4 separate regions of the Homo sapiens genome follow, and all the other regions are linked to region 1. Evidence: chromatin contacts called from ENCODE Hi-C or POLR2A ChIA-PET data. All regions are on one chromosome and are shown on one strand. The core of a region is the stretch at or near the end of the contact, and the rest is flanking DNA. Distances in the headings are between cores, read along the strand shown.

What was found. Hi-C counts contacts between places; a loop is a spot of excess contacts on that map. ChIA-PET counts read pairs that join two places held with the same protein, here RNA polymerase II (POLR2A). Pooled maps may share reads with other maps.
Region 2: a pooled map shows a loop between it and region 1 (11-fold over the local background). The contact joins the promoter of SBF2 here to the promoter of FAR1 in region 1. A Hi-C loop is called at or near these places in 1 of 168 maps with a recorded cell type or tissue (naive thymus-derived CD4-positive, alpha-beta T cell), 1 of 37 single-sample maps with no recorded cell type and 7 of 50 pooled maps.
Region 3: a loop to region 1 is called in a map of CD4-positive, alpha-beta T cell, with 17 times the contacts of the local background. The contact joins the promoter of TRIM66 here to the promoter of FAR1 in region 1. A Hi-C loop is called at or near these places in 3 of 168 maps with a recorded cell type or tissue (CD4-positive, alpha-beta T cell and CD8-positive, alpha-beta T cell), 1 of 37 single-sample maps with no recorded cell type and 11 of 50 pooled maps.
Region 4: a loop to region 1 is called in a pooled map, with 28 times the contacts of the local background. The contact joins the enhancer-like site here to the promoter of FAR1 in region 1. A Hi-C loop is called at or near these places in 1 of 37 single-sample maps with no recorded cell type and 5 of 50 pooled maps. POLR2A ChIA-PET finds 5 or more read pairs at or near these places in 1 of 52 experiments (activated T-cell).

The regions. Positions count from the first base shown.
Region 1 is chr11:13,666,784-13,669,936 of GRCh38, reverse strand. It overlaps FAR1 (fatty acyl-CoA reductase 1), which reads right to left and starts at 1,269. Exons shown (of 12, transcript NM_032228.6): 1 at 1,131-1,269. RefSeq lists an enhancer at 710-759 and silencers at 840-1,119, 1,230-1,719.
Region 2 is chr11:10,292,915-10,296,263 of GRCh38, reverse strand. SBF2 (SET binding factor 2) reads left to right here and starts at 2,045. Exons shown (of 40, transcript NM_030962.4): 1 at 2,045-2,249. The coding sequence starts at 2,195. RefSeq lists silencers at 1,908-1,957, 2,078-2,357, 2,388-2,467, 2,508-2,647.
Region 3 is chr11:8,680,454-8,683,914 of GRCh38, reverse strand. It overlaps TRIM66 (tripartite motif containing 66), which reads left to right and starts at 1,250. Exons shown (of 25, transcript NM_001388022.1): 1 at 1,250-1,314. RPL27A (ribosomal protein L27a) reads right to left here and starts at 1,123. Exons shown (of 5, transcript NM_000990.5): 1 at 1,099-1,123; 2 at 650-713. The coding sequence starts at 1,101. RefSeq lists enhancers at 202-844, 1,171-1,360, 1,561-1,630, 494-1,693 and a silencer at 851-1,050.
Region 4 is chr11:16,900,192-16,903,623 of GRCh38, reverse strand. The region is part of intron 3 of PLEKHA7 (pleckstrin homology domain containing A7); the gene reads left to right. Among named protein-coding and RNA genes, the nearest start is that of SNORD147, 24 kb to the left of the region's middle. Within about 2 kb of position 1,348, at least 7 of the 41 ENCODE cell types and tissues checked have a DNase peak (open chromatin) inside an H3K27ac peak, as active enhancers do.

The DNA of each region.
Region 1 (3,153 bases), core at 20-2,519:
ATTTTCTGAGAGTATCTTCTGATGTTGTCTTTAAACCAACACTTTTTTTTTTAACATAAAGAATTAAGGGATTCCTGACTGCCATCTAGTCAAAAGCAAACAATATGTATGCCATTACTTCGGAGGGAGTGAGTTCTTGTGCTGCTGAGGCAAAACGAGATGAACTGTCACAGGGATGGCAGGAGGGGTGGAGTGTAGGAGGAGGATCAGCCCCAGTAGTGAGAATTAAAAACTCTTTTGAGTATTTGGCCCTCCACTAGCAGTAAATTAACCTTCAAACCTGACCAAGACACTACCTGAGACCCTCCACTCTCCGACACCGCAGAATCAGACAACTGTTCTTGCTCAACTACTCATAAAAGATTCACAGCCTTCACCTACCACACATAAATCTACCGCGTTTGCTGCTTGTATACTTTGTCCTAACAGACCAACTAATGCCTTCTAGTCCAATAGCCTCCCGTCCACACCTCACATAAAACCTTCTCAGCCACCTTCCGGTTTCAGTAGGTGCCTCTTACTCCAGATCCACGTGTCCCCAGTTCTCCAGAGACCTTCACCTTCAAAACCCAAGCCCGTCCCCCCTTCACTCCCAGCTGATCTCCACCCAGGCCCTATCAATCCTTACTTCTAATAGGCCAACCACACTCCCCGGCCCCGCGCCTTCTCCCTCAGCACCCTTTTCTGAGCATCACCTATTTCCCACCACTTTCTTCCTCCCCAGACCCGGAATCCTGCAATCACTAGGCCTCCCTTTGCCGCTACCCTCCCGCGAGCACGCGGAGCCCGCTGCTCGGCTAACCACCCCGCCCCACCTTCGCCACCTCTAGCGGCCTCCCACCCCAGGCGGCTCCCCGGGCTCCGCGGCTGCAAACCAGGCCCCACCGTACGTCCCCCACGCGGTCCCGGCCCTGTGAAGGGCGGCGGCGGGGCAAAGAGGGGCAGAGACCACCCGGGGTGAGGCGGGCGCCCTCACTTCTGGGCGTACCCGGGCGGGGGCGGGGGCGGGACGGCTGGTCGGCGCCCCCGCCTCGGCCAGGCCTGCAGCCCGAGCTCCCGCAACCACTTCCCGAGCCAGGCGAGGAGGAGCCCGCAGCCCGGCCGCTCCCGCTGGCGCACCCCCTTCTCACCTAGACGCAGAGGCTCAGGCCTCGCTCTCCCACTGGCCGTCCAGCAATAGCTGCGCCGCCGCCGCCGCCGCCGTCGCGCTCTCTTCACTCGCTTTTCCACCGCCCGCGACCGGCTGCTGAAGAGCGGACGGGCAGTGGCACGCCCATTGGCTGAGGCCCGCAGTCGCGTCAGCCGGCCCCGACCGCACCTCGCGACGTGACTGGCTGGAGCGGCGCCTCTTTTCGACATCCGCTTTTGATTGGCTCTCGCGCACACCCTTATCCGCAGGACCAGTCATCCTCCTCCCTGCTTTAGCCTCTCACCCCCAACCCGGTTTCCCTCCGGGCGGGAGTGGGGCGGGAGCGGACGCCCGCGGAACGCGAACGGCCAATGGGGGCGCGGAGAGAGGGCCGGGAGGTGGGCCCTGCGGCCGGGAGGCTCGCGGGGGAATGCTCAGCCAATGGGCCCGCGCCCCACATCTCGAGTCCTGGAGCGCCCCCGCCGGCTGCTGGCGTCCTGTCGGGTCGCGCCCAGGGCCACGCCCGGCTGTCCGTCGCGCGGGAGGGGCGCCAACTCCCAAGGTTGGGAGCACGCAGCGAGGCCCGCGCGGGAGACAGCGGGGCTGCCATTGTGGCGTGCTTAGCGCTATTATGGTGGGGCCCGGGGGCCCTCCGGCCATTGCTGGGCGTGAGGGATCCGTTCGGAGAACTACCAGCTTGGCGGGTGTGGCCCGGGTCGGTGAGAGCGAAGAGCTCTACGGACCCCTGGAGCCTCCACGGGTCTCGCCCAGTCCCAGGGGACTGTGGGCCCATTCATTCCACCTTCCACTTCCTCCAAAATAATTCCCTACAAAACTTACCGGTAGTGATAGGAGTTAGAATAACGTTTACTTCTGAGGGGTGGGGCACGAGGGAACCTATGGAAAGCTGGAAACATTGCGTCTTGATCCTGGTGGTCGTTCCGGGCTGTGTACACATGGAGGAATTCATCGAGCCGGACACTTAATAGTATTACCACATTCATACGGCTCATTTTTAAAAAATAATAAAAGGATCATGAGAATTCTGTAATAATATTACCACAATCTTTGGGCTCCGTGGGACTCCATTGTATAAACAGTCCGCATTAGGATTTAGCTGTCATTCAAAACATGCAAGCCATAGGAAGAAAAAAAAAGATTTGTGAGAAGCAAAAATGAGTGAACGCTCTTGGCACGGTGAATAGCATGCACAGGTTGGTATTTAGGGATGGATGGCTCAGAGTGATTTTTCTGTGGGGATTTAGAGCTTGTTTCAGTGCCTGGCCCTGTTAGTAGCTAAAAGCAGTCATAGTGCTGCATCCAGTTGGAAACTACAAAAGCTCACTGAACTGCCTACTTTGTGGCAGATGTTAAGTTCTGGCTCAGGAAACTAATTTGAATGCCATGGCTTCTGCCTCGATGAGCTCACAGTCTTGCAGCAAGTACTGTCATTTCTGGAGGAGGGCACAGAACACAAAGCTAACACACTTGCTTACCCTCAGGGATGTCGCATTCCGCTACTTTAGGCAAGACAGTGTATGCCTGGAACCCATCCAGTCCAATAGCCATAGTCATAAATAGCCAGGATCAGGTGAAACACTTCTTAGAAGTGGGTCAAAATATTCTCCCAAAACAAACGTAAGAACTATGGACCAAATTCTAATCTGTAAAAGAACACAAGCAACAAAACAAAGATTACAGTATTCATATTTATTAATTTAGTCATTAAGTTGTTTAAATCAGGTAAATGCCTTTATTTAAAGTGCTTGTCACTACACTAGGCATATAAACTTGGATATGACAGTATTCCACAGAACATAGGGTTTAATGGAGAGACAGACATAAACAATGCCAGTGTAATACAGGATGAGGGAATACCTAGAAAGAGGATGTAACCCAGCATGGGGGATTCAGGAGCATGTTAGAACATGTGTAGCTAAGTTAACCACTGCTAAGGTTTATCAGTATACTGATAGGGTAATATCACTATAGGAAATAGACACTATTTCCAGAAAATACTTCAT
Region 2 (3,349 bases), core at 796-3,295, 3.4 Mb after region 1:
TGAGTCATAAAAAATAATGAAGTATTGATACTTCAATGTGATGCTACAACCTTGTACTGTATCTGCCCGTAAACAAGCTGAGAACAATATACTAAGTGAGAAAAACCAAGACACAAAAAACCCACATATTGTATGATATGAATATGAAATATTCATAATAGGTAAATCCATAGAGACAGAAAGCAAAATGGTGATTGCCAGGGGCTGTGGGAGGGGAGAATGAGAATGACTGCTTAATGGTTGTGAGGTTTTCTTTTGGGTGATGAAAATGTTTTGTAACTAGATAGACATGGTAGTTGTACAGCATTGGGAATGTACTTAATTGCCACTGAATTCTACATTTTCAAGTGGCTAATTTTACAATATGTGAATTTTGCCCTATTTTTAGAAAAGTTGGGAAGGAATATGATAGCTGCCTTAAAAATCTATCATATGAAGATAGATTTTTTTTTTCTGGATAGTTCCGGAGAGCAGAATCAGGGGAAGTTACAGTAAGACAACTCTGAAATAATAAGGAAGAACTTTCTAACAATAGGGCTGTTAAACAGTGGAATGCGCTGCCTCCCAAGGAAGTAAGATTACTTTTTACTGAAAGTGATCAAGTTGGATGATGAGCTCTCAGGGAAGTTACAGAGAGGATTGCTGCACGGGGTATGACTGAGGTTTTTTTTTTTTTGGTTTAATTATTTTCAGGATCAAACTATCTTCCCTCCACGTTTGCAAATTCAGCTGATTCAGTTTTACCATTAGCAACTGACATAGAGGTCCTGGAGTTAAAGTATTCCTTCAGTTTCAGTTCTAGTGCAGCCCAACCCTCCCAATTTGTAGATGAAACAAGTGTGGCAGAGAAAGGGGAAATAGTAAATTACAGCAGAGTAAATCTTCAGGAGCTGAGATGTCAACTCTCTCAGTTCAGAGTTGGAGCCATTGCGGCTTCCTGCTGGTCGTTGGGGAAAATCGCACATTTACTCATTTAAAATATTTTGTAGGCACCTACTATATACTAGACGCTTTGCTAAGAGGCCTTGTCTTATGTGTAAATATGAAGGATCAAACCCTCAATTAATAGTGAGCAGTGATAAGCAACCACAAAGACAACTTCTAAACCACGGAGATTTCCAAAACTTTGGTCTACCACTTGTACAAATTCTACTAAAACTTCGTGAGATATTAACAAATGACAAAGTGAGTTCACCTGAATGTCACACCAGCCAAATTCGAAATGGTCAATAGGAGGTTCAACAAAAAAGCAAGCGACTTTGATAATCCCGAGACGGAAGGACGGGACCATCTATTCATTTTTGTGCATGTTTGAGCAGGGAAGTTGGAAGTCCACCTGCTCGGGCTGCGAGAGCCCTGGGACCGCTGCGAGGGAAGCAAGCCGAGGCGTGCGGGGCTCCCCAGGGAGAGGCCAGCCCAGTTCGGGAGGATCCCGGGGATGCCGCGTTCCTCGGTGGAATCTGGCTCTCCCGGGCGCTCCGGGGGAAGCCCAGGCCGACCGCCCCCGGCCCACCCGGCATTGAAACCCGAGGCTCCTTGGAGGATTGCGTAAAAGCCTCTCCCTCCCCCGTCTGCTCGGTGGCATGTTTCTAAAATTCCCATCTACACAACATAAACAGGAAACGTGCAGCAAAAGCCCTGTCGATGCAAATTCCTTGCTTCCAACCGAGGGCGGGAGAATTTCATCTTTGGTGGTGGTGGGGAGCAGAGGAAGCAGCCAGCTTTCCAAGTGACCCCTCAACTCTCCACATCCCTTCTTCCAAATCCAAACAGAATAGAGAAGGCGGAAGGAAGGACCCCCTGCTTTAGGAAAAATAGGGAGGCAGAGGGGGCCGTGAAGCAGCATCCAGGCCTCAAAGTGAACCACCTCCAGGGGCCGCGGTGGCGGCGCGTGGCGGGAACACGCCCGACCGCCCACTCCCCCAGCGCAGCAGTCCGCGAGGCCCGCGGAGGGTGGAGGTGGGCTCGCCGCCCGGGCTTGGGGCAGCCGAGCCAGCGCGGGTGGGGGCGGGGGAGGAGCGGGCACTAGGCGCCGCGCAAGCGCAGAGCGCGCCTCGGTTGTCAAACATGGCTGAAGCGCTGCCGCTGCCGCTACTGCCGCTGCAGGGAAAATGCTGAGCCCTCCCGGGCCGGGTGGGCGGCGGCGGCGAGGGCGGCGACGGGGACCCGCTTCCCGAGCGCGGCGGCGGCGGCCATGGCCCGGCTGGCTGACTACTTCATCGTGGTAGGCTATGACCACGAGAAGCCAGGTAAGGGTGTGGGGCGGCACCGCCCCCGGGCCTCCCCGCCCCCCGGCCGCTGTCCAGTGGGCTCCGCGGGGCCGGGCGTCGGGGACGGGCGTCGGGGAGGGCCAGGCCGAGTCTCGGAGGAGCGGGCGGTCGGCGTCCGGCCTTCTCGGCTGGGCTGAGCCTGGCGGTGGGCGTGGGGGGGCCGGCACGACGGTAGGGGGAGGGAAGACGCCGCGTCTGCCCAGCCCCTGGGCGCACCCGCTGGGCGGGCCGGAGGCGAGTTGGGGTCTCGCGACCCTCCCGCTGGAGGCTGCAGGGTACCCGGGGCAGAGAGAGCCCTGAGATTGGGCCCAGGACCGCAAGGCTGGGAGGGCGGGAGCCAACTGTGCTAAGTTCCTCGGGGATAAACTTCTGCCCTGCATCCTGAGTGAGTAACCAGTGACGCAGGGGGTTGTCCTCTCCGAAAGGAAGTGCTGAGAGTCCAGTGCTAACTCACCCCTGTGCTGTTGGGGGCCTAGTGACCTCCCCAAGGAACGCGTGGTACCAGGGAAGGGGACAGGATTCTTTGCACTTTTACCCCTTTCTAGGAAATGCTCCCTATTCTTTCAGGACAAATGTGACGGTCACTTCACAGTGACATGACTTGTCTTTTAACTAAGGACAGCCAGCTGACCGCTGAAGGTGATCTTGTTTCACTTTAATGTGTTTTCATTGTTCTTTTTATTTGTCACAGAATTTTCGTCGTAAGGAACAATTGGGCAAATGCATTGTATTTTACACTTTAATTGACGGACTTCCACAACTTAAGAGAATTCAGGGTTCATGCACGTTTATTTCTGTATTTGTATTCTCTTGTATTACTATGTAGCTAAGCATAATGTAATAACAAATTGAGCTGGGAAACCACTTCTATTTTAGGGCAATTCTAGTCCCACATTTGCAAGGAATTTGAGATATCAGCTCTACAGCCCCTTCATTTTTCAGAGATGCTGAGATTGTGTTTTCCTGATGGTTACAGCCATTGGTAGCTCAGAATACCATTGTTCTACCCACTCTTGGTCCACTCTCTCTTTCATTATTCCTCTCCTAAGAACTTCCTCTCCTTTAGTGGGAACCTTTCA
Region 3 (3,461 bases), core at 1-2,500, 5.0 Mb after region 1:
AGGTCAGGAGTTCGAGACCAGCCTGGCCAACACGGAGAAACCCCCGACTCTACTAAAAATAGAAAAAGAATTAGCCGGGCGTCGTGGCGCACACCTGTAATATCAGCTACTCGGGAGGCTGAGGCAGGAGAATCGCTTGAGCCCGGCAGGCAGGGGTTGCAGTGAGCCGAGATTTCGCCACTGCACTCCAGCCTGGGCGACAGTGATCAGTCTCACACACACACAAAAAAGCTACATGCACCACACAGCCTTCTCATGCATCTCAATACTTCCTCGCACAAAAGCAGAGTGTTTCCCAGACTTCTGTGTCCCGCTTACGCTGTTCCCACCCTACCGATGCCGGTTTTCAGCAATGCGATTACTTTAGGATTCCGGGTGAAACATCTTTTCAGGTTCCACATCACAGCATTCCCACAGTACTCCATGTCTTCAACTAACCCAATACCGTGCCTGCTCAATTCCTATTACCCCACTGATGTGAAATTCCTTAGAACTGGAATACTAGAGGATCGTCAGAAAAAAATCAACAGCTGTGCAACTTGACCACAAAAAGGTCTTATTCTAACCCACTTATAGGCTACCGATCTCCAGACTAGCTAAGCACCCGAAGAGAGCCCAAGGCCCACCCCGAGGGGAAGCCGGCACTTACCTATGCGGCCGTGGCCGTGGCTCACGTGGCCCCTAAGTTTCCGGGTCTTCCTCAGTCTGGATGGCTGTGTGGAAAAAGCTTGGTGGTAAGGCCTAAGGAATTAGGGGCAGGGGGCGATGCCCGCCAGCCGAGATGGTCCTGTAAGCCTGTGGGTCAAAGACCTAACTTCTGGAGCGTTTGGGAAAGCTGAGGGTACCGATCCGCTCAGGGCCGTGAGGTCTCACCACGGTAGCGCAGGGGCCCGCGTGTCCTAGAGATCCGAACCGCGGGCCTAACACACGGCTCCGGGAGCCCCGCCCCGGGCCCGCGCCGGCCACCCTGCCCCGCAGGCGGCCATGCGCAGCCTGGAAGCCCCGACCATGGTAGGGAGTGGATGACTAGGGGCAATGGGAATACAGCTTAGGGGTCTCCGCCGGCAAGGAAGAGGAGGCAAGAAACGAAACACCTACCATGTTGGCAGCCCAGACGAAAAAGGAAGGCCTTCGCCAAGTCTCGCGAGGTATCGGCCACGGGGGCGGGGCAAAACGCCTCACTTCCGGTCACAGAGGCCGGGCTTCGGGCGGGGCCTCCTGGTCTCGCGGGATTGCGCGCCTGCTAGTCGCTTCCTCTTTCTGAGGGTGGTGATCCCCCATCACGGAGTGTCCTGGTGGCGGTGTACGGTTTCGGTGAGGCTCGTTGTGCTAGGCTCGGAGGGCGAGAACTGTTGAAGAATCGGGGCTAGGTGTGCTGTACTGCACGCCGCCCGTGCTTGCTTGAGCCAGGCCCTTTTCTGGCGCCTTGGTCAGGGAACCGCCTAAGCCGACCCTAAGGGCCTCGTTGTCTGAGCTCCTCACCAAATGCGCCAGCCCTGAGCCGCCCCGCGCACCTCCACAGTTCTTAGTGGTCTGCCCGGGGCTGGTGATAGTGGCTACTGGTTTGTCTCCCGGCCGCAGTGCGGAACCGCGAGGCCCTCTTTAATCCTCAGTGTGCCCACCTGGTGTCTCGCTCGGTTTCCTGAAGCTCGGGCGGCTCCCGAAATGCCTTCTCCCGCTCTCACACTTCTGAGTGGGCACTGCAGCTTCCTTTCTCTTTTGCCCTTTTGCTATCATTTGGTTGTCCTCTCAAGTTTGAGCAACTTAAATTGCTTCAGGGACTTAGATGCCTGGTTGCTTTATGGTCCTTTTAATGCAGATGTTGTAAATACTTTTTCTAAATGCCACATTTAGGCCAGGCGCGGTGGCTCACACCTGTAGTCCCAACACTTTGGGAGGTCGAGGCGGGAGGATTTCTTGAGGCGAGTAGTTCAACACCAGCCTGGGCAACATAGTGAGACCCTCGTCTCCACATACAAAAGTAAATAAGTAAAAATAAATGCTATTTTTGAATTTTCTCCAGAATCTACATAACACGCCTGTGACCCTTTCCTGGACACAATGCAGACAGTTGCTCGCTTCCCCACCTGTACCACCACACAATCTAGTATAACCCTTATGTAATTTATTGACCTACGTTTGTCTTCCCTACTAGACCTAATTCCTTATGTGGTCAAGGACTGTTTTTTTTAATCCACACTCAACTAGTGATTGTTGAGTGAATAAATGAACTTACCCTCACCTCCCTGTCTTCGCTAATAGCAGCATGTCTTCGCTCTTAAGTCGGTTCCTTCAACCAGTGTTCAAGATCCCATCCCCTCGCTAGTCTATTAATAGATCCCATGGGAAAAATGAAATAAATTTTTAAAATCCCATCCCCTCAGTTATTCTCTGTGTGTATGTGTGAGCGTGTATTTATTTATTTTTCTTTGTCTTGCCCCCTTCAGCTAAAATATATTTTAGCTAAAATATCCAAAATTCTGGCCGGGCGTGGTGGCTTACTTCTGTAATCCCAGCACTTTGGAAGGCCGAGGCGGGCGGATCACGAGGTCAGGAGATCGAGACCATCCTGGCTAACACGGTGAAACCCCGTCTCTACTAAAAATACAAAAAATTAGATGGGCGTGGTGGTGGGCGCCTGTAGTCCCAGCTACTCGGGAGGCTGAGGCAGGAGAATGGCGTGAACCCGGGAGGCGGAGCTTGTAGTGAACCGAGATCGCGCCACTGCACTGCAGCCTGGGCGACAGAACGAGACTCCGTCTCAAAAAAAAAAAAAAAAATTCCAAAATTCTCCCATGTCCTTGCCCTTACAGCCAAGCTCCCCAAAAGAGTAGTCTACAAATCCTGCCCATTTGCACCTTCCCATCCATTGTTCACTGCGGTCTAGCTCACAGCCTGTGACTTCAGTGAAATTGCTCTTACTAATGTCATTAATGAACGAATTGCCAAATTGGACTCTTCCTATTCTTCATATCACTTGTTCTTTCTGTTGTACTTTAATCTGTTGGCGTCTTTTTCTAGAAAAAGTCTTGCCTTCCTCCTACTCTTTGGTCACTTTTCAGTCTTCTTTTCAGGTTCTTCCATCCAGCGTTGTCCACCATTTGAATGTTGATGTTCCTCAGCCTTCTGTCCTTGTCCTTATCTTTTCACAGTACATGGTCTTCTTGGGTGGCTTCAATTCACATCCTTATTGCTGAGCTCCACACCCATATGGTCACTTAATTACTGGTTAGTATTCCTTGGACATTCTACAGACAAAGTAAACATATCCAAAGAACTCAATCTGCACTGCTCACTGGTGCCTTCTCCTTTATTCTCTGTCTTGGTGAGTGGCACCATTGTCCACCTAGATAATGAAAATTGTCCCCAAGCCTTCTCTTCTTCTACTACACTGTCACCCTATCCTTTTGTTTCTGTATCTCCCCAATGTGCTTCCTCTGTTTAAGCCTTAGTGCCCTGCC
Region 4 (3,432 bases), core at 99-2,598, 3.2 Mb before region 1:
AGAAGCACAGTGGAGGCCTTTTCACCTTCTCATGACTTTAAGAAATACAGGAAAACAGCATTCTCTACAATCCATAATCCCTGAGTGTTGGCAACAAAAAAATGAAAGATATTCTAATGTAGGCGTCTGTGCAATGGTGATGGGTTATGGATGGTCAATGAGAACCTTGGCTGCCAGTCCTGGGAACTGATCTCAGCCTTCCCTGGGACCCTCTGGATGAGGGGATCCTCATTCACCTAACTGAGCAAACATCCCAAACATGCTCTGTTTGCCCATTTATTCATTCCATTCATTAATGTACTCATTGATTCCATTTGGTTCACTTCAGCTACTGATCACCTAATGTTATATGCCAGGCCGTGTGCATGGCTGTAATTATAGAGCTGTGACTAAGACCTTCCTTCCTTCCTGTTCAGTCAGGGTTCAGTAGCAGTAGTGAGAAGTTATTCTCGCTTTTCTAAACAGAAATGGATTTAATACAGTGAACTAGGTGTTTACATCATGATTGGAAGGGTGCAGGAGTAGGCTCTAGGCTGACCTTTGGCAATGATAACTAAAACAAGACTGTGAAAATGGCCCATAAGTAATTGTTTTCATTTTCCTTTTAATTCAACTCTTTTGAGCTCCCCTTGCCCTTTGCTCCCAACTTCTCTGTCCCAGATCTTAGGCTCTCTCCTTATGGGAAGAGCTGTTTCAAAGCATTTATGGATTGTAAAGTGTGAATAAGGGTGTTGTTAATAATAACTGTCACTTGCTGACTGTTTATTGTGTGCCCAGCTGTCTGCTAAGTCCTTTACCTGTGTTATTTCAATCCTCACATCTGTTGGGTAGTTAATATTATCTCTACATTGCAGAGAAGGAACCTGAAGCTAATAAAAGTTAAATGACTTGCCTAGGATAATTCAGCTAATAAGTAACATTTGAATTCAGGGAGTGTCTCTGTCCAGAGGTACTTGCAGTTTAAAAGACAAGCTGGGCCAAAGAAGATACACAAATGACCAATAAGCAAATGAAAAGATGCTCAGCATCATTAGCCATCAAGGAAATGCAAAACAAAACCGTAATGAAATACTACTTTACACACCCTAGGATGTTTATATTAAAAAGGACAGATACTTTAGAAGTGCTGGTGAGGGCGTAGAGAAGTGGGAACACTGATGCACTGCTGGTAGAAGTGTAAAATGGTGGAGCCACCTTGGAAGCCAGCTGCACGTTCTCAAAAGGTTAAACGTAAAGTTACCATATGAGTCATGAATTCCATTCCTAGGTATATACCCAAGAGAAGTGAAACCATGTCCACCTACACAAAAACTTGTACGCAATTCATAGCTACATGATTCATAATATCCTCAAAGTGAAAACCCAAAGTCCGTCAACTGATGGGTGGATAAATAAAATGTGGTGTGTCTATATAATGGAATATTATCTGGCCATAGGAAGGAATGAAGTACTGGTACATGCTACAACAAGAACGCAACAATGAACCTTGTAAACATTATGCTAAATGAAAGATGCCAGTCACAAAAGATGACCTAGTGTCTAAGCCTATTTATATGGAATGTCCAGAATAGGGAAATCCAGAGAGATAGAAAGTGGATTTATGGCTGCCTAGGGCTGGAGCTGGGGTGATCGCTAGAGAGTATGGGACTTCCATTTAGGGCAATGAAATGTTTTAAATTTGATTGGGGTGATGATCGTATAACTCTCAGTATACTAAAAGCCATTGCATTGTATACTTTATTTTTATTATATTTTGAGACAAGGTCTGGCTCTTCTGCCTAGGCCGGAGTGCACTGTGTGATTTCCACTCACTGCAACCTCCACCTCCTGGGTCAAACCATCCTCCCACCTCAGCCTCTTGAGTAGCTGAGACTATAGGCGTGCACCACCATACCCAGCTAATTTTTTTGTATTTTTTGTAGAGATGGGGTTTTGCTATGTTGTCCAGGCTGGGCTTGAACTCATGAGCTCAAGCTATCTTCCGGCCTTGGCCTCCCAAAATGCTGGGATTACAGGCGTGAGCCACCATGCCCAGCTACACTGTACACTTTAAGTGAATTGTTTGACATGTGAATTCTATCTCAATAAAGCTGTTCCTTCCCACCCCCGAAAAAAGAGAAAAGACATATTGGGAAGGATAATGCTTACCTAAATAAATGAGTTGCTAGTGGTGGAATTTAGAGGAGAAAGGATAAACCCCCATGCAGTTTTCTCAAACTTTTGGCTTATATTAGTTTGTCTTCACTATAGTAAAGTGAAAAAATGGATTTAATTTAGCACAAAATTAAATATTGAGCTCTCAGCCTATTGTCTGGCTGGTGAGCCTAGAGCTGATTTATTTTTTCTTCAGCTCTCTGCTTTCCTAGACAGCTTTTTTCCATTTTTCTCTAAGGAGTATATATTATTTTTTATAAGTAGGGAACCAAAAATGTTTCATAAAATATGTATCCCATTGGGTCATACAAAAAGAACATCATGGCTGGGTGCAGTGGCTCATGCCTGTAATCCCAGCACTTCGGGAGGTCGAGGCAGGCGGATCACCTGAGGTCAGGAGTTCGAGACCAGCCTGGCCAACATGGGGTGAAACCCTGTCTCTACTAAAAATAAAAAAATTAGCTGGCTGTGGTGGCGGGCGCCTATAATCCCAGCTACTAGGGAGGCTGAGCAGGAGAATCATTTGAACCTGGGAGGTGGAGGTTACAATGAGCTGAGATCGCGCCACTGCACTCCAGCCTGGGTGACAGTGAGACTCTGTCTCAAAAAAAAAAAAAAATAAAAAATCATGACTTCCACATGTTATGCCACTTGAGGTAGTTAGAGATTTTCTGTCCTAGAAAAAAGATTTTTTGGGGGAAAAAAGTGAGAGATCTCATGAGTGTTTGTCCATGAACTGAACTGATGTTGGAATTGAGCCATTCCTCAAAGCCTCCTCCCTTTCATCCTCTCATTTCTTTCTTGCCCTTTGAGTTTGTTCAAGGACCACCCAGTTGTTAATGATCACAATGTTGTATACAATTTTGTGTACAATTTTATTTAAAGGGAAAAGATCTGGAAGGCAGTGATGAGTGCTTATGTCAAGTTGAATAAATGCAAAAGGAAGAAATATAATGGGGTGTCTATGCTGTAGGTCATTTGTTCCATTTTATTGTCCAAGTATAATTGCTTATGCCAGAATTTCATAGTCTACTTGTAACCTAGTAAAACACCTCATGAAAGTTACAAGGCATTAACAGAATGAAAATTCACTCTAGTGTCTTCCTTTCCACCTGAGCTAAGGACAGACTGAACCATGCATATATTTTTTTAAACAAGATTTATGGATCAGTGAAGTGAAATTTATTGAGTTCCAACTGTATGTTTGAGAGCAGAATTTGCTGCCATGCAATCAGAGTAAAGCTGAGGATTTACAGCCTGTGAGAGCCTTAAATGTGT